3 separate regions of the Homo sapiens genome follow, and all the other regions are linked to region 2. Evidence: read pairs that join two places in POLR2A ChIA-PET (ENCODE). Cell type or tissue: MCF 10A. All regions are shown on one strand. Each heading gives the region's core, and the rest is flanking DNA. Links, peaks and the distances in the headings are about the cores only. Region 1 has its middle 11 kb from the start of MARVELD1. Region 2 overlaps PI4K2A (phosphatidylinositol 4-kinase type 2 alpha). Region 3 overlaps MMS19 (MMS19 cytosolic iron-sulfur assembly component).

Region 1 (5,822 bases), core at 65-5,064, 75 kb after region 2:
GGTCACCCTCCCACCTCAGTCTTCCAAGTAGCTGAGACTACAGACACATGCCACCACACCCAGCAATTTTTTTTTTTTTTTTTTTGTATTTTGGTAGAGACAGGGTTGTAACCAGTTGCCCAGCCTGGTCTTGAAGTCCTAGACTCAAACAATCCGCCGACATGGCCTCCCAAAGTGTTGGGATTACAGCCATGAGCAACCGCGCCGGACCTCTCTAGTTTTTATAACTAATCAAACATTTATGGATGTGCGCGCACACACACACACACACAGACTCTTGCACGACTTAACTTTTTAAATGTAACAATAATATAGTTCCAACTCTCTATGTCCATAGAAACAGTAGTCAGGGACTGCAAGAGTTCTATGGGCTTTCTGGAACCTTTATAACTTTCTTACACTGGTTAACTTTGTTAGTCCCTTGGGTGTTCCCTGTAGAGATCGTAATTAAACCCATAAAAGGAGGTGGGTCCTTTTCTAGTGATGAGGAAACAGATAGTGAGGGCAGGTGGTTCCCCGGGCCTGTGCCCTTTCTAACCCTTATGCTGCCAAGAGTAGCAAGGATGGGAGGAGCCCTGGAGTGGCTGCATCCCACTCCATAGCCAGTCTTGAGGATAGGAGTCCCAGGGACTAGGGTTGGTGGGGGCAGCTGGAAAGAGATGAGGAGGGCCTGAGACTTTCTGGGCCCGGTGGGGCAACGTATGCTGGGGAGGTGGTCAGAACCCAAGAAGAGCACTTAAGACATGCCTGGCAGGAGGTCTGTGGGACCCACCCAGGCCAGCCTCAACAGCCCATGGAAATTCCAGATTGGTTTCTAATCTGAAGGCCCTTCTTCCCTCCTTAATCCATGGCCTCATGGCCTCATTCCTTTATTCCTTTTATTTTTTTATTTTTTGAGACCAAGTTTCACTCTGTCACCCAGGCTGGAGTGCAGTGGCACGATCTCGGCTCATTGCAACATCTGCCTTCTGGTTCAAGCGATTCTCCTGCCTCAACCTCCTGAGTAGCTGGGATTACAGGCGCGTGCCACCACGCCCAGCTAATTTTTGTATTTTTAGTAGAGACGGGGTTTTACCCCGTTGGCCAGGCTGGTCTCGAACTCCTGACCTCAGGTGATCACCCAGCTTGGCCTCCCAAAGTGCTGGGATTACAGGCATGAGCCGCCACACCTGGCACCTCATTCCTTTTGAACTGGGTGGCTGTTTGGGATCTGGTAGGCACCAAGGCTGTGCCATTCCTTCCGCAGCACAGATGGGGACAGGAAGCTGCTGGAGGCTGGAGGCTGACCCTCCAGGCTTCATACTTGCCTGTCCCTCCAGCTAGAGGCAAGTTATCCTTGCTGCCATCTCCAGGATGCCTGAAGGCAGTGCTCTGACATGCAGTTGTGAAGCACTTCTGAGTCAAGGCTGGGAAGAGGGAGAAAGGGAAGTAGCTTTAGGAAGGACCTACCATGAGCCAAGAACATAATGGGTGCCTTATATAACATCTCTTATCCTCCCATTTCCACGAAGTAGCAAATACCCCCATTTAACAGTCATGGAAACAGGCTCACAGGGGTAGGTTGATGTGGCCTGGCACTTGAATGCGCACTGACCGAAACAAGATTCAAACTCAGGTCTGTGCCACCATGCCACCATGCTGCTTCAAGGATTTCCCAGCAGACAAGCTTTTTCCCAACCATCTGAATACTTCATCCAAACTTCATCCGAGTTTTGAAATATTTACATCTTGAGCTAATGCAGGAAAGAAAGACTAAAGAATAGGCCAGGAGGCCAGGTGCAGTGCCTCACGCCTGTAATCCCAGCACTTTGGGAGGCTGAGGCAGGTGGATCACTTGAGGTCAGGAATTCGACACCAGCCTGGCCAACATGGTGAAACCCCATCTCTACTACACACACACACACACACACACACACACACACACACACACACACACACACACAATTGGCTGGGCATGGTGGCGGGCATCTGTAATCCTAGCTACTCAGGAGGCTGAAGCAGGAGAATCGCTTGAACCCAGAAGCCAGAGGTTGCAGTGACAGAAGCCAGAGGTTGCAGTGAGCTGAGATGGTGCCACTGCACTCCAGTCTGGGTGATAGGCTGGGCGTGGTGGCTCACACCTGTAATCCCAACACTTGAGGAGGCCAAGGCAGGGGGATTGCTTGAGCCCAGGATTTCGAGACCAGCCTGAGCAACATAGCAAGACTCCATCTCTACAAAAAATAAAAAAATTAGCTGGGCATGGTGGCATGCAGCAGTAGTCCCAGCTACACGGGTGGCTGAAGTGAGAGGATTGCTTGAGCCCAGGAGGTTGAGGCTGTAGCGAGCTATGAGTGCACCACTGTACTCCAGCCTGGGTGACAGAGCAAGACCCTGTATATATTTAAAAAAAAGGTATTACAAATCTGAATTATGTCACTTCTCTCTTCCCAGGCTATAATGAAGTTAGCTAGTTACCTTTAGGTATAATCAGCTTATTATGCCGAGGTCACTCTCCCATTCCCTGGAGACCATCCCTCTGTCCGCAGGATGTGAGAAGGATATGTCAGAGGGCCTCCCAGCCCCTCCTCCCTCTCGTGGCCCTGTGCCAGAGGTGTGGACACCTGACCTGACTCCAAACTCTGGATACTAAAGCCTCTGCCTTTTGCAATCTTGTCCTGTACTCTGTTCTGTCTCCTTTTGTGTCTCCCAGGCAGTTAGCATGACTCGTTCTAATTTTTGGGTGAGCTCAGGCTGTGATGTCAGAGGTGAGCTCTATCTCTTATTAGTTGTCCAGTCTTAGGCAATTTATGAAACCTCTTTGCCTCTTAGCTTCCTCACTTAGTAAATGGGGATAATATTAGTACCTACCTCACTGGGCTGTTGAAAGAGCTTCATGAGATGAGGCGTGCCTGGCAATTTCATCAGTGCAATTCAGCCCTCAGCAGTATATGTTTGTTGGGAGGATTTCATAAGATATACATAAAATGCTGGGCTCAACGCCTGACCCACAGTCATAGTTAGTGCTCATAAATGTGAACTCCCTCCTGCCCCATTCCACTCTGGGTCTCCCTGCACCTAAGGAATGATAATCTCACCAGCCTTGGCTAATCCTTCTTTCTCATTGGTGTCTACTGTTCTTTCTTGAATTCTTTCTTGTGTGTGTGTGTGTGTGTGTTTTTTTTTTTTTTTTTGAGACGGAGTTTCACTCTTGTCACCCAGGCTGGAGTGCAATGGAGTGATCTCAGCTTACTGCCACTATGGAGGCTGAGGCAGGAGGCTCACTTGAGCCCAGGAGTTTGAGGTTGCAGTGAGCTATGATTATGCCACTGCACTCCAGCAAGACCCTGTCTCAAAAAAAAAAAAAAAGAGAAAGAAAACATATTCATAATGTCCAAAAGCTTCCCTGTGCTCTTTGTACTCCCTCTTCTTTCCTTCCCATCTCCCCCACACCAGGGAACCATTGATCTGCTTTCTATGATTATAGAATTCTAGAATTTTATATAAATGAAATGTATAGTATGTGCTCCTTTTGGGAGAGGGCGGTATCTGGCTTCTTTCACTCAGCTTAATTATTTTGAGATTCATTCATGATGTTGCAGTAACAGTAGTTCATTTTCATTGCTGAGTGAATATACAGATACACTATAATTTGTTTAGCCTGTTGATGGACATTTGTGTTGTTTCAAATTTTTGGTTATTGCAAATATAGCTGCTTTGAACGTTCATGTACACGTCTTTGTGTGGACACATATGCTTTAATTTATTTTGGGTAGACAGCTAGCAGTGGAATGGCTCATTTGTGTGGTAGGCTTATTGTTTTTATTATTTTAAAATTGTCTATACCCCAGATGAAATCTGGTGTGTGTGTGTGTGTGTGTGTGTGTGTGTGTGTGTGTGTGTGTTCTTGCTTGGGATTTGTAACAGAGGGGGTGATTCTGGACTCACAGACTAAATTAGGAAGTTTTTCATACTGTTCTATGCTCTGGAATAGTTTAACTATATCATTTTAAAAAATGGGTTCTAGCTGGCACGGTGGCTCATGCCTGTAATCCCAGCACTTTGGGAGGCCAAGGGGGGCAAATCACCTGAGGTCAGCAGTTCGAGACTAGCCTGGTCAACAAGTGTTCAATAAATACATCTTTATGTATTTATTTACTAGACCATTAAGTTTAGTAGAGACCAACCCTACCTCTCCAAAAAAGCAGAAAAATTAGCTGGTTGTGATGGCAGGTGCCTGTAGTCCCAGCTACTCGGGAGGCTGAGGCAGGAGAACTGCTTGAACCCAGGAGGCAGAGGTTGCAGTGAGCCGAGATCGCGCTGTACTCCAGCCTGGGCAACAGAGAGAGACAGACTCCGCCTCAGAAAAAAAAAAATGGGTTCGATAAAATTTGTCTATGAAATAAATCTGGGCCTGATGCCTTTTGGGTTTTACATTTTTATTTCTTTTTATTTTTAATTCTTTCAAGTTTGTAAATGATAGTTGGTGTATTCAGGTTTTTTGGTGGGTCACGTACTGCTCTCCCATTGGTGGTATACTTATTCAGGGTGTCTGTCTGTCCCACTAGGCTGTAAGCTTTTCAGGAAAGAATTCCAGGCTCTTCATCTCTATAATCCCATGAAAGGCACATGATACGTAGTCATTTGGTGGAATGAATAAATGCTGATGGCTAGCTGCTATAACAAATACACCTCAGCATTTCAGCAGTTTCATATAATGAAAATCTATTTGTTATTCATATACAAATCTATTTCTTCCTCACATAATTGTGCACTGTGGCTACTCTGGGGCAGAGGGAGACGCTCCACCATACGGTGACTCAAGGACCCAGGCTCCTTCCACCCCGTGGCTCGGCCATCTGCTCTGCACTGAGCTCGCAGGTGAGGGAGGAGAGGCAGGAGAAGGTTTCCTGCTTCCTGCATACCTTCATCTAGAAGTAACAGTCAGCGCTCCCACTCACCTCCTTGGGAGTAACAGGACCTGACCTATAAGCAGAGGATGCTGGGAAATGTAGTCCCTAGCCAGGCAGCTGCTGCGTAGCAACAACTCTATATCATGGTAGGGGGCACAGGACTTTTTGGTGGACAGTTAATCGTCGCTTTCAAGGGAGGCACAAGGTTTTATTGCTGAAGTTTTCATTGCCTTGCTCTGTGAACTCTTTTAGTGCCAGTGTTTGATGAATGGTTGTTTTCATGGCTGCCAAGAGCTGTTGAGTAAGAATGTAACTGCAGACAGTCATTTCCTTGCTGTGTTTGTCCAACAACCACTGTCTCACAGCTGGAAAACTCATTACTCATGAGTACTTCTTTCCCAGGTACAAGAACATAAAGATGTATTTATTGAACACTTTTTAGGGCAATGACACTGAACTGTTAATCCAAAAATATACACTGGTCAAACGATAAGCTTAAATACTAGAGAAAATCCAAATATTAAGGAGACTTTAAAGATACATACCAGTCAAATATTTCTTTCATTTGTCTATTCATTTTTTCTTTCTTTTTTTGTTTTGTTGCATCTATTCATTTTAAAAATGGAAACCTAATTCATATACCATAATATTTCACATAATATGACATAAAAATTCCCAGTTTTATTTTTATTTATTTATTTAGAGACAGAGTCTTGCTCTGTTGTCCAGGCTGGAGTGCAGTGGTGCGATTTCAGCTCACTGCAACCTCCGCCTCTCGGGTTCAATAGATTCTCCTGCCTCAGCCTCCCGAGTAGCTGGGATTACAGGCACCCACCACCATGCCAGGCTAATTTTTGTATTTTTCATAGAGATGGAGTTTCATCATGTTGGCCAGGCCGTTCTTGAACTCCTGACCTCAGGTGATCCACC
Region 2 (6,389 bases), core at 644-5,643:
GGGTTCAAGCAATTCTCCTGCTTCAGCCTCCCAAGTAGCTGGGATTACAGGTGCGCCCACCACCATGCCCGGCTAATTTTCGTATTTTTAGTAGAGACAGGATTTCAGCATGTTGGCCAGGGTGGTCTCAAACTCCTGATCTCAGGTGATCCACCCGCTTTGGCCTCCCAAAGTACTGGGATTACAGGCATGAGCCACCACACCCAGCCTAATTTTTAAGAGTTTAAACTTTTTGAGACCAAAACGTTTGAGAACTATCCACTTAATGTTTATGAAACTTTAAAAGAAGACTTTTATAAAAGGTAATTTCTGTATATTTCACTGTGCGATGTGAATGATATGCTTGAACTGTCTTACATTTTAGGTTCTTGGAGAAAGGACCTCTTTTAGCATAGCATGACACCCTCCTCCTTGTCATTGCTGATTAGATATAGGAACCCCGCTGGGTTCCAGGTTCCAGTAATTTTTTGTTGTTGTTTGTTTTGAGAGGGGGGTCTAGCTCTGTTGCCCAGGCTGGAGTGCAGTGGTGTGATCTTGGCTCACTGCAACTTCCACCTCCTGGGTTCAAGCGATTCTCCCGCCTCAGCCTCCTGAGTAGCTGGTACTACAGGTGCATGCCACCATGCCCGGCTAATTTTTTCTATTTTTTTTTTTTGTAGAGATGGGGTTTCACCATGTTGGCCAGGCTGGTCTTGAACTCCTGACCTCAAATGATCCACCTGCCTTGGCCTCCCAAGTGCTGGGATTATAAGTGTGAGCCACTGCGCTGGGCTCAGGTTCCAGTAATTGGTTGTGGGTTCTGACACCAGCTGGTGCATGGCCTCTTGCTTTCTTGTGTGATTTGGTTTTTATTCCCAACTTCATGGACTGCTACTGCTTAAGCTATCTGTACCTCACCCCTCCTTTGTTAAAAGGGGAGATTAGTAAATGGGTGTTAAGAAAAGTTGTTTTTATAATATTGGCATCAAACTGAAGCTCTCTCCTAGATATAATAAAGGAATTGAAAATCTATTAAGAGAAAAAAAACACAAAATATTAAAGAAGAGAGTGGATGGTGAGGAAAAATTAGGCAGTAGTCATTTTCTTTTCCAGCTAAATACTGGTGGGTGTCTTTCCAATTTGAGTGGTTTTAGAGTTTGTTCTCCATGAATGAGAAGAGTATTCTTGATTATTCAGTAGCATAGTTGATTTTATGAAGTGAACATTGGAAATTAGGCCAGAGGGTATTTTACCTCTCTGTCTAGGAAAGCCACCAAATGCCTGCAGAATGCTTGCACATCGTTCTCCACAGGCTAGGTCCTGAGCAAATGCTAACATAATTGAATTGAACTGAGGCTTACACTTAGTCCTGAAAGGCACTTGTCTCCCCTTCTGTCTGAATGCCCTTTTGTTCCTCCATTCTTCATACTCTAACATTCCCTCATTGATCTAGTCCAGGCAGTATTCTTTAATAAAACCCCTGTACTATTGCATAACCATAATTACTCATGCTTTTGGAGTCATTGAAATGCTTCTTATTCTCCTTATGGTAGAAGGAAATCAAGATGTTTGAGAGGTCAGTCTTTAAATGACACTTGACTGCAATCTTGGCCTTCAAGTTCTGCTTGCTTTTTTTTTGTTGTTGTTGTTTAATTTTTCTTTTTTAGAGATGGGGTCTTGCTCTGTCACCCAGGCTACAGTGCAGTGGCATGCTTCTAGCTCACTGCAGCCTTGATCTCCTAGGCACAAGGGATTCTCCCCGCCGAGTAGCTGGGACTACAGGTGCATACCACCACACTTAGCTAATTTTTTTTTTTTTTTTTTTTGAGATGCTATTTCGCTCATTGCCCAGGCTGGAGTGCAATGGCATGATCTCGGCTCACTGCGACCTCCACCTCCCAGGTTCAAGCGATTCTCCTGCCTCGCCTCCCGAGTAGCTGGGACTACAGGCATGTGCCACCATGCCTGGCTAATTTTGTATTTTTAGTAGAGATGGGGTTTCTCCATGTTGGTCAGGCTGGTCTCGAACTCCTGACCTCAGGTGATCCACCCTCCTTGGCCTCCCAAAGTGCTGGGATTACAGGCATGATTCCCGGCTAATTTTTAAAAATTAGTGACAGAGTCTTGTGGTATTGCCCAAACTGGTCTCAAACTCCAGGCCTCAGGCAATCCTGCCTCATCCTCTGAAAGTGCTGGGCTTATAGGCATGAGCCACCATGCCCAACTTTTTCTGTCTTTAAGTAGAAGTATTTACCAGTTGACCTCAGCCCTGGTATTTTTCAGCCCCCAGTAGTAGTAGGAGTGTCTTGGCCTCCTTTTCATTGAGGACCAGCTTACTGAACTCCATAATGTGCCTCAGTTGAACTGACTGTTGCGTTCTGGGACATGCTTCAAGTTGCCTTTTGGTTTCCCTGTCCAGGGTCCGGAGGGTTACAGTGGACTCGTCAGTCATTCTCTGAGTTGTGAGCCTGTTGCTACTGCTGCTTTGTTATTCAGAGGCTGGGGTTCCAGGGGAGCAGAGACAGAGAAGACTGCTGAGGACTCTAGCTAGCTGCTTTGCATAAGAAAGTAATTCTGAAGACTTATGATGTGAATATATGCATTTTGCATTTGCCAGTAAATAAGTTAGTTTGTCTTTAAGAATAAATTGATTCTTTTTGGAGGGAGAAGGAGGAGTTCTGTATTTTTCTTGTCCTCTCAAATCCTTGGAAGGCATTTTTAAAGGAGCTGGCTTCAAGATCGACCAGTTATTGTTAGCGACATGGACCTAGCTAGTTCCTAATATGAGTACTGAGTTGGTAAAAGCAGATGGGTGTATGTTGTCTGCTGTGACCTGCCATTCAGGAAGTGACACCCACAGAAAAATATCTTATGACCCAGACTAGCTTGAGTAGGCTGTGGGGTGAGGGGACAAGGAGAGTCATATGATATGAGGATGAATCACTTGGATAGCATATTTGCTTTTTTCCTTTGAATTACCAGTTTGGGGACTGGAGGGAATTAGATGAATGTAAAACAACCTCAGAGGGCTGACTGGCCTGTTGAAGAAAACACTCAGGAGGGAGGGCCATAGTTTCTAGGCATCCCATATTTCCAAAGACCTTAGAAGATTAAGTTACTGTCTGCTATAGAAGATGGATTTAATCTGTGTGGCATCTCATGTCCTGGTTTCTTGCCTATCAGAATTACTTAAGAGAGCTTCATTCTAACCAAGTAGCAGAGTCTTTTTCCTGCTGTGATTTTTCTCTTTGGATAATAAGGCTGCGAGAGGAAATCTCTTCATCATTGATGAAGGAATTTCCTTAACCTCATTCCATAATAGATTTTTTTTTTTTTTTTTTTTTTTTTTTTTTTGAGGCAGAGGCTTGGTCTTGTCACCCAGGCTGGAGTGCAGTGGCGTGATCTCAGCTCACTGCAACCTCCGCCTCCTGAGTTCAAGTGATTCTCCTGCCTCAGCCTCCCGGGTAGCTGGGATTACAGGTGCATGCCACCATGCCCAGCTAATTTTTGTATTTTTAGTAGAGACAGGGTTTCACCATGTTGGCCAGGCTGGTCTCGAACTCTTGACCTCAGGTTATCTGCCCACCTTGGCCTCCCAAAGTGCTGGGATTACAAGCGTAAGCCACCATGCCCGGCCCATAATACCTTCTTTACTTCCTTCCAGTTGGTAAAGTTTTTAGTCTTTCTGTAATTGGTGCAGAACAACAGTGTGCATAATGTAACTTCGGAAATTAGAGTTTATGATGTTAAATTTCTGGCATACCACATACAGAAAGATCCCGTAGGATAAATAGGGCAGGGGTGCATGCAAAAAAAGAGAACATATAACCTGTGATAAGTTAATTCCTCATTTTTTTGGGGGAAAGATTACTTTAGAGCCCTCGATATGTGCATTAGGATATTGTATCTTTCTGGAGGGCAGGAAGCAGTACCATATTGGCATTAGATGCTGCCAGTGACTCACGATCTACCACTGAATTGGCTTCTGTACCTTTTTTTTTTTTTTTTGTGAGACAGGGTCTCGTTTGGTCGCCCAGGGTGAGGAATGCAGTGTGGGCAATCTAGGCTCACTGCAACCTCCGCCCCATGGGTTCAAGTGATTCTCATGCCTCAGCCTCTGAAGTAACTGGAATTACAGGTGTGCACCACCGCGCCCAGCTACTTTTTGTATTTTTAGTAGAGACAGGGTTTCGCCATGTTGGCCAGGCTGGTCTCAAACTCCTGGCCTCAAATTATCCACCCGCCTTGGCCTCCCAAAGTGCTGGGATTACAGGCATGAACCCTTGTACCTGGCCTGCTTCTGTGTCTTGCTCCTAGAAATGTAGCAATCCATTTACCTTGTTTGTTTGAAGCACAAAGTTAGAGGTAGGTACTTATATGAGGGAAAAGAGATGGAGAAGAGGGAAAAAGGAGCAAGGAAGAAAGAGAAGACTTAAGATGTTCTTTGGCCACAACCCTTTCTAGCAGTGGGTCTCTTAGCTGCACACACGAGCTGGTGTCTTCCCCTTACCAACTGGGAGAAACCTGAGTCCAACTGTAAGTAGGAATTGTCTGCCTATGCCCTGTCATTTCTTTCCAGATTCCTGCTGACTTGGTCTGTGGGCTATTTTGGTCAACTCGGATTTAACATCCTCTTTTTCTTTGGTCTCTGTAGAGGATCATTGCTGTCTTCAAACCCAAGAATGAAGAGCCCTATGGGCATCTTAATCCTAAGTGGACCAAGTGGCTGCAGAAGCTGTGCTGTCCTTGCTGCTTTGGCCGTGACTGCCTTGTCCTTAACCAGGGCTATCTCTCAGAAGCAGGGGCCAGCCTGGTGGACCAAAAACTGGAACTCAACATTGTTCCCCGTACAAAGGTCAGTGACCCATCTCCAGGAAGCCTTACTGCCTGGCCACAGTTTTCCTGGGGCCTAAGCCCTGCTACATGTTAGTGGGACCTTGGGTCCAGTGGGGTCATTTATACCCTAAGTCTGGGTTCTCGATCTTTTTTCGGGAGGATGGCAGGATTAGGCTTATGATTTGATCACCTGATGAAGGCTATCTTTTGAAGGATACACACACAATTTTTGCATACAATTTTAGGAAATTCACAAACTTCTACTGCATGTTTATGGCTCCCTTGGTCTTTGAATCCCAGCTAACCCCAAGCTAGTTAGAAACCTAGTGACTTTGTGGCTTACTCTCAGACTTCTGAGCCATCCCAGCATTTCGATACAGTCTAGGACTGGCTGATGACAGCTAAGAACTTCTGCAGGGTCTGACAAGGAAGACTTTAGGACAGGCTGAGGGTTAGAACAATGGTCTGGCCTGAACCCTACAGGGAACTGACATGGAATATTTCTAACTTATCTTTATGCTGTCGAATTTTGGGACTTGTCTGAACACATCAAAATAGGGGTGCCAGATCTAGGCAAACTCACACTCAGAATGGATTCATACACATCTTGTATGTGTTATAGACATAGTTGAGGTCTCCCCCAACCCCCACCCCCACCAATATGCTTGAATACAGAATTGATTGCATACAATTTGAGGGAGTTTACTGACACCAGGCTAAGAACCCCTGCACTACAAGGTATTCCATGAAACTCACCAAAGGTTATGAGGGGAAGGAATCTACTGGTCAGCATATGAACATGTCCGGACACATCATTCACTGAGTACGTGGCTACCTGGGGTTTAGTAACAACTTAGGTGGGACTCTCATCTGATGCCCTGAGGCTGCTGAGTCATCTAAACAATCCTGGCTCCGTGCTTAGTCTTAACTAGTCTATGCTAGTTTATTTAGTTATTTACTAAATAACTAAAACTAAATTTATTTAGTTATTTAGTAAATAACTCTTTGAGAATCTGATGAAACCTATAGACCCCCTTTCCAGAAAAAGTACATATATTTGCAATTATTGTTTTGTGTATAATTTTAGGGCAATGGTTCATAAACGTTGCAGTCTATCTGTTGACACCCCAGGGAGCATGTCTCTAGATTAAAATCCCTCTGCTTAAAGTTTTCTTTTCTTTCTTATTTTTAGAGACAGGGTCTTGCTCTGTTGCCCAGGCTGGGGTGCAGTGGCATGATCACAACTCACTGCAGCCTTGACCTCCCAGGCTCAAGCAGTCCTCCCACCTCAGCCTCTCAGGTTGGGACTACGGGCATGTGCCACCATGCCTGGCTAATTTTTTTTTTTTTTAATTTTTTGTAGAGACAAGGTCTCCCTGTTTTGCCCAGGCTGGTCTTGAACTCCTGGGCTCAAGCTATCCTCCTGCCTTGGCCTCCCAAAGTGCTGGGATTACAAGTGTGAGCCACCACACCCAGCCTTAAAGATGTCTTCTCAGGTTTAGATAGCAGATTCTATGAGCAAAGAGATTGATCAGCAGTAGAAACTTCCCTTCCGTTTGAGAGGAAAATGTGAC
Region 3 (6,389 bases), core at 649-5,648, 170 kb before region 2:
TCCCAAGTAGCTGAGATTACAGGCGCCTGCTACCACGCCTAGCTAATTTTTGTATTTCTAGTAGAGACGGGATTCCACCATGTTGGTCAGGCTAGTCTCGAACTCCTGACCTCAAGTGATCCACCCGCCTCGGCCTCTTAAAGTGCTTAGATTACAGGTGTGAGCCACTGCGCCCGGCCTAGAATTTCTATTCTTGAATTACATGCCCATAATGTCAAAAATGAGAGACAAGATTGAAGGCATTTAAGGGTTACAAATCTAAAAAATTCTCACTTCTTCATACATTCTCTCAGGAAAATACTAAAGGAAGTACACCATCAAACTGAGGGGGTAAACCACAAAATGAGGAATATGTGAACTCAGGAAACAGGAGATCTGATCCAAGAAAAAGGATAAGGGAATCTAGGATGACGGTGAAGGAAGAACCAATATCTACTCTGCATTAGGAGTAAAAATCAACCTGTTGACATTGTTTGGCTAAGAATGGTTTTAACATTTTTAATGTTTGAAACAAACCAAAAGAATATCTTGTGACAAGTGAAAATTATATGAAATTCAAAGTTTAGTGTTGATAACAAAAGTTCTATTGGGATATAGCTACTGTAGCTGTTCCTGTGTCTAAGGCTGTTTTTGTGCAGTAACAGCAGAGTTGAGGAGACCATATGACCCACAAAGCTACTGTCTGGCCTTTTATAGAAAAAGTTGGCCAGGCATGGTGGCTTATGCCTGTAATCCCAACACTTTGGGAAGTCGAGGCAGGTGGATGGCTTGAGCCCAGGAATTCAAGACCAGCCTGGGCAACATGGCAAAATCCTGTCTCTATAGAAAAATACAACAATTAGTCGGGAGTAGTGTCATGTGCCTATGGTTCCAGCTACTCGGGAGGCAGGGGTGGGAGGATCACCAGAGTACCAGAGTCCAGAGAGGTGGAGGCTGCAGTGAGCTGTGATGGTGCCACTACACTCCAGCCTGCCTCAAAAAAAAAAAAAAAAAAGGGAAAGAAAAAGTTTGCCAACCTCTTCTTAGAGTGAGCATATAAGCATAGTGAAGAAACTGAACCTTAAGCTCATCAGATCCACTATGATGGCACACAATACTGATTTGTGGCTGGATATGTGGCTCACACGTGTAATCCCAGCACTTTGGGAGGCCGAGGCAGGTAGATCAGTTGAGGTGAGGAGTTCGAGACCAACCTGGACAACATGGCAAAACCCCATCTCTACTAAAAAATATAAAAAAAAAATTAGTCAGGCATGGTGGCACGTACTGTAATCCCAGCTATTCAGGTGGCTGAGGCACAACAATCACTCGAACCCCGGAGGCAGGGGTTGCAGTGAGCAAGGATTGTGTTACTGCACTCCAGCCTGGGCAACAGAGTGAGACCCTGTCTGAAAAACAAAACAAAACAGAACAGAACCAACAACAATAAAAACCCTGATTTGTAAGACAATAAAGAGTATTTGTAACTCAAATAGTTACACTAAAGCCAAGTGTCTCTGTTTTAATTAATATCTTGATAAGAGCTTTCTGCTTCTGATAGACTGCAGTGCAGAACAACATACAAAAATCTGCTTGAATGAGAGAAATCTTCCTAATATTATCTGTAAGTTTATTTTGCCTAGATTATCTCTGTGAAAATAAACAGCTGTGAACAGTGATTGTTTCTAATGGGAAAATGGACAGTAGCAGTAAAGGGGTATGAAAGAAGTTTAATTATCTACCCTTTAAATGCTGAATCATGCTCATTGTATAACCTTTCAAAAAAATGGATGAAATACTGTTCCTCTCCCCCAAATTATAAATGCACATATTCTTTGACCTAGCGATTTCTTTTAGGAATTTATTCTATCATTATATTCATATGTATGAAAGTTGTAGCACTGCTCATAACAGCAAAAGATTAGCAACAATCCACAGAGGACTAGTGAAATTATTCATTATTTCCGGCCAAAGGAATATTATGCAGCCATAAAGAATGAAAGAGCTAACTTATATACTGACGTGGAACACTCTCCAAGACATAGTGTTCAGTGAAAAAAGCAAAGTACAGGAGAAGTGTGTGTGTGTGTGTGTGTACATGCCCGCATGTGCACACATTGATTTTAGGGGGGTGGTGGTAAAAGCATTTGCTTACATATAGATGAAAAAGCTCTGTAAAGATACAAACATAACTGATAACTTGGTTGATTATGGAGAAAAAAAGATGGTAGGGAGATTTCTCACCCTTTTGGACTTTGAATCATGTGAATGAATTATCTTTTCAAAACCAACACAAAACACAAAATAAAACAAAGTAAAGGCTGGGCATGGTGGCCCACGCCTGTAATCCCAGCACTTTGGGAGGCCGAGGCAGTTGGATCACGAAGTCAGGGGTTCAATATCAGCCTGGTCAAGATGGTGAAACCCCATTTCTACTAAAAATACAAAAAAAATTAGCCGGGCATGGTGGCGGGCGCCTGTAATCCCAGCTACTTGGGAGGCCGAGGCAGAGAATTGCTTGAACCCAGGAGGCAGAGGTTGCAGTGAGTTGAGATCGCACCACTGCACTCCAGCCTGGGAGACAGAGCGAGACTCCATCTCAAAAAAGCAAAAACCAAACCAAAACAAACAAAAAAGAAACACACACACCAAAAAAACCAAAGTAAAAACAGAAGAATGTGGGAGCTAAACCAGGATCTTTCAAGATTTCAAGGGTATAGGGTTAGAATAAGAATTCTGATTATGAAAGAGATAAAAAGATTCATTTCAGGAGACAGGTGGTCCCCAGTAACATAATGTCAACTGAAATAAGCTGGTAAGAAATTCCCTACAGCAAAGATGGTGGTGTCATTATAAAGGCAGTGAGAGTCAATATGCTGTTTGGCATGCTGCAATAGAATGCCTTTTATTTCTTTCAAACCACTAATGCTTGCAGCACACACACCCACACGGTGATGAAACTCTTGAGTATTTGGCAGTAGAAGGGAACTCAACTGCAGAATGGGAGGAAGGCCCAAGAGGGTCAGAGCAAATACCTTCTGTACACTGTGCACAATTGTGCCTTCTTTGTTTTGTCACTTTGTTTCTATAGCCTGAGATGCCCTGTCCAACTCCAGAATCATATCTTCTGCATCCCTCACAAACCAGCTGAAATCCTATCTTAACTGTGAAGTCAGTTCCTGCCTACTCTAGCTCACACTGAACTTTTGTCTTCTCTGAACAGCTATAGTACTACTCATTTTCCTACCTAATCTCCTATTGTTACTTAAATGTTTCAGCCTTCAAGGGCAGGGACAGTGTTTTGCAATCCTGTAGCCTTCAGCACTAAATACAGTGTTAAGGAGCTTAAGAATTCCCCCCAATACATGCTGCTTTGAATCATTCCTCATATGTCAAATGCTTTTCCATTTCCTAGTTTATTAAAATATAAAATAATGAGGGCGGGGATGTCTATTTTGGTGACCTGTACCCTCAGTGCCCAGAACAGGGCTTGGCACATAGCAGACACTCAATAAATATATGATCAAACAATGAAGGTGCTACTTACAGGGGTAAAATCGATAGGGAAATAACAGGATGTCACTTCAAACAACTCCTCCACAAAGGGTCCTGTGGCAACAGAGAAAAAATGAGGTTGGTTTATCAGCTTCACTCATCTGATAAAGCTCCAATGAGCTAATCATGGCTACCACGATATACCCAGGCTATAGTCCCTGGAGATGAGGTCATGGACGATGCGGAAGGCCACCAGAAGATTACGGGGATCCTTTTCCCCATCCATCACCTGGATGAAGCCAAAGGTGAAGTCAGCTCCTAGGCTCTTTAGCTCTGGGAAGGAGAGAATAAGGTTACTATACTGTCCCACAGCACAGAAAGTGTGGGCTTTCTCCTAGCCTGTGTTCTCCCTCTGCTATCATTGCCTCCCCTTTCTCTTCAGGGCTGACCCTTTTTCCATTCCAAGAAAGTACTCAGTGAAGAGATGTGCAACAATATACACATTGCTGTGGAGGCAAGAATTTAAAACACTGGCTCAAACAAACTCTACCCTTTCTTTACTTCACTGGGAGGGAGCAGACCCCCTCTTTCCCTTTATCATTCTCTCTCAGGATACCAGCTCTTCTATATAACCCCAGGTAAAATGAGTCCTACTAATAGGGGAAAAAGTAGGATGTGCTTGCTTTTGACATTTCCCAGAAAGCTCTGTCTCTTACCTTCTTCCCGGGTTCGCATAAAATTGGTGATGATATTGTAGACTGTGTGTCGGTCCACCTGTGGCAGGGACTTGGGGGTGGGGGAGAAAGAAGTGAAGAAAATGCTCAAAGAATACCTCAGCTGACACAGCTAGTTCCTGCTTCATAATCTCTAAGTGAACAGTGCTCTTTATACCAGCATAAGATCAATCTAAGAGAAACTACAGAGAAAGGGTATGGATATTGACTCAGCAGCACAGCAGTGGTGCCAATAATTCAAACCTGCCTGACAGAGGGATGCCTTACTTTCTGTAGGTATAAGAGGACACAGGTCAGATCTAATGGCATGCACCCCTTTCCTTGTCCAATAACAAAGATGAGCATATAAACATACTGAAGAAGAGCATAAAAACATTCACAAGATCCAAAAGAATTCAGAACTTAGAAGGCAATAATTTTTGCTATTGAATCCCAGTTATGTCAAGGGGTAGAGACAGAGGAGAATACCAACATGACTGTTATCCCTCACCTGTACATGCACTTCCTGGAAGATGGCTTTAAGCACAGAAACAGCCAGCCCTGGGGGCAGGGCCACACACAGGCTCTGGGGGAGAGGAGAAGGTACGTGAATACCGAAGGAATTGCAGCATGGCCTCCAAGACACAACCCTACGACAGGCCTAATTAGCTACTGTAAGAATCACAGCATCCTGGTTGAGGAAGAAGCACTAATAGTGAGACTCTTTCTCAAGCTGATGAGTTCTCTGCAGCTCTTTCCAGATGGCTCTGGTTTCCAGTCCCCCAAAGTACACTTTTACTCTCTAGAGGGAAAACGGAAGTAGAGCTGGTAACACTAATTTAGTCCCACACTTGGGCACCTGCTCCTCAGCATGTGAACCATCACACCCAAAGCGCAAGGAGAGAACTAGACAAGGGCTCCCTTGAACAAAGTTATGTAATGAAATGAAGGAAAACTCACAAGTGCCTTCAAACCCTGCAGGACAGATGGGATCACAAGATGATGGTCCTTCAGCCGGTTCTCATAGAACAGTATCAGGTGTACCACTGCACAAACCAGATTCAGCCATTAGTTGACATAGGCACGAGAAGGGCCCAAGAGCTTTGTTCCTTCCCTAAGTCTATAACAGTTGTTTCTGTTTGGGTTCCACTACAAATTTTCTCTTTCACCAAGAGACATGTCCTGTGCCTTCCCATTTGAAGGTAGACACCTGATCAGTCGGGAAAATAGGGGAACATTTCTTAATATCCATTCTCATACAGGTCCACAGTAAAACCCATTCTCAGCCCAAAACTGCCTTTCTACAGAACTAGAGTTCACAAATTTTTTCCTAAAGGGTCAGACAGTAAATATAGGCTTACAGGGTATGGTCTCTATCCCAACTACTCAACTCTGCTGTTTTAACAAAAAAGTAGCATAGACAACAGGGAAATAAATGAGTGTAGCTATGTTCCAATAAAAGTTTATAAAAACAGGTGTATGATGTGTTTTTTTTAATGTGTGACATAAATTATTTTTTCTGTGTATCTATTTTTAAATTTATATAGATGATATTATACTAAACACAAATACCCACACACATATACCCCCAAACAGGCTGTAGGTTGGGCATGTGGTGCTTGCCTATAGGGAGGCTGAGGTGGGACGATCATTTAAGCCCAGAGGTTTAAGGCCACCCTGAGCAACACAGTGAGACCCTGTCTCCAAAAAACAAATAAAAGGGGTTCCCTCTCTTGGCTTTGGAGCCCTCCCTCCCTCTGCCTCTATACAGGGAAGATTCTTCCTTCTCCCTTCCTTCTTGCCCCTTCTTGCCTATTAAACTCTCCGCTACTTAAAACCACTTCATGTGTGTCGGTGTCGTTTTATCTAAACCAGCATGAGGACCAAGAACCCTGGTGTTCCTCCACTCATTGGAGCCGTATCATTTTGGTGTGTTGGCTGGGAAAGGAAATTCGTTCATCAGACTGAAGCAATCAAACTCCAAATGGTACTGTAAACTGAACCTCACATTGACACGCCATTCTTGTGAGGACCCTTAGATCAACCCCAGGAGGAGCCCTTGCTGCTGTTCCCCATTCGACGCCCCTTTTCAGTAGGAAGTAGCCAGGAGTCATCACCCCAAACCCCGTAACAGCAGTTAGTGTGGCATCTCTACAGGGGGGAATGTTGTAGGAGTTATTAAGAAATTATTACGTGCTGCAT

Evidence for each region. Peaks named below come from ENCODE experiments on the same cell type or tissue, not always from the same donor. Only the 100,000 strongest peaks of a DNase experiment are listed, where the experiment ranks them.
Region 1: POLR2A ChIA-PET joins it to region 2 with 5 read pairs; 15 of 35 experiments call an interaction of 5 or more read pairs at or near these places.
Region 3: POLR2A ChIA-PET joins it to region 2 with 5 read pairs; 5 of 35 experiments call an interaction of 5 or more read pairs at or near these places.

Annotation. Positions count from the first base shown.
Region 1 is chr10:97,721,852-97,727,673 of GRCh38, forward strand. No RefSeq gene overlaps it. Among named protein-coding and RNA genes, the nearest start is that of MARVELD1, 11 kb to the left of the region's middle. In MCF 10A, for the core only: no CTCF peak of the experiment used is centred there; a DNase peak (open chromatin) is centred at 2,750.
Region 2 is chr10:97,646,308-97,652,696 of GRCh38, forward strand. It overlaps PI4K2A (phosphatidylinositol 4-kinase type 2 alpha), which reads left to right. Exons shown (of 9, transcript NM_018425.4): 2 at 4,634-4,834. Among named protein-coding and RNA genes, the nearest start is that of PI4K2A, 8.8 kb to the left of the region's middle. RefSeq lists enhancers at 2,563-2,612, 2,663-2,722, 5,039-6,238. In MCF 10A, for the core only: no CTCF peak of the experiment used is centred there; a DNase peak (open chromatin) is centred at 2,894.
Region 3 is chr10:97,473,157-97,479,545 of GRCh38, forward strand. MMS19 (MMS19 cytosolic iron-sulfur assembly component) reads right to left here. Exons shown (of 31, transcript NM_022362.5): 4 at 5,148-5,233; 5 at 4,699-4,773; 6 at 4,191-4,260; 7 at 3,679-3,807; 8 at 3,527-3,588. Among named protein-coding and RNA genes, the nearest start is that of MMS19, 22 kb to the right of the region's middle. In MCF 10A, for the core only: no CTCF peak of the experiment used is centred there; a DNase peak (open chromatin) is centred at 2,935.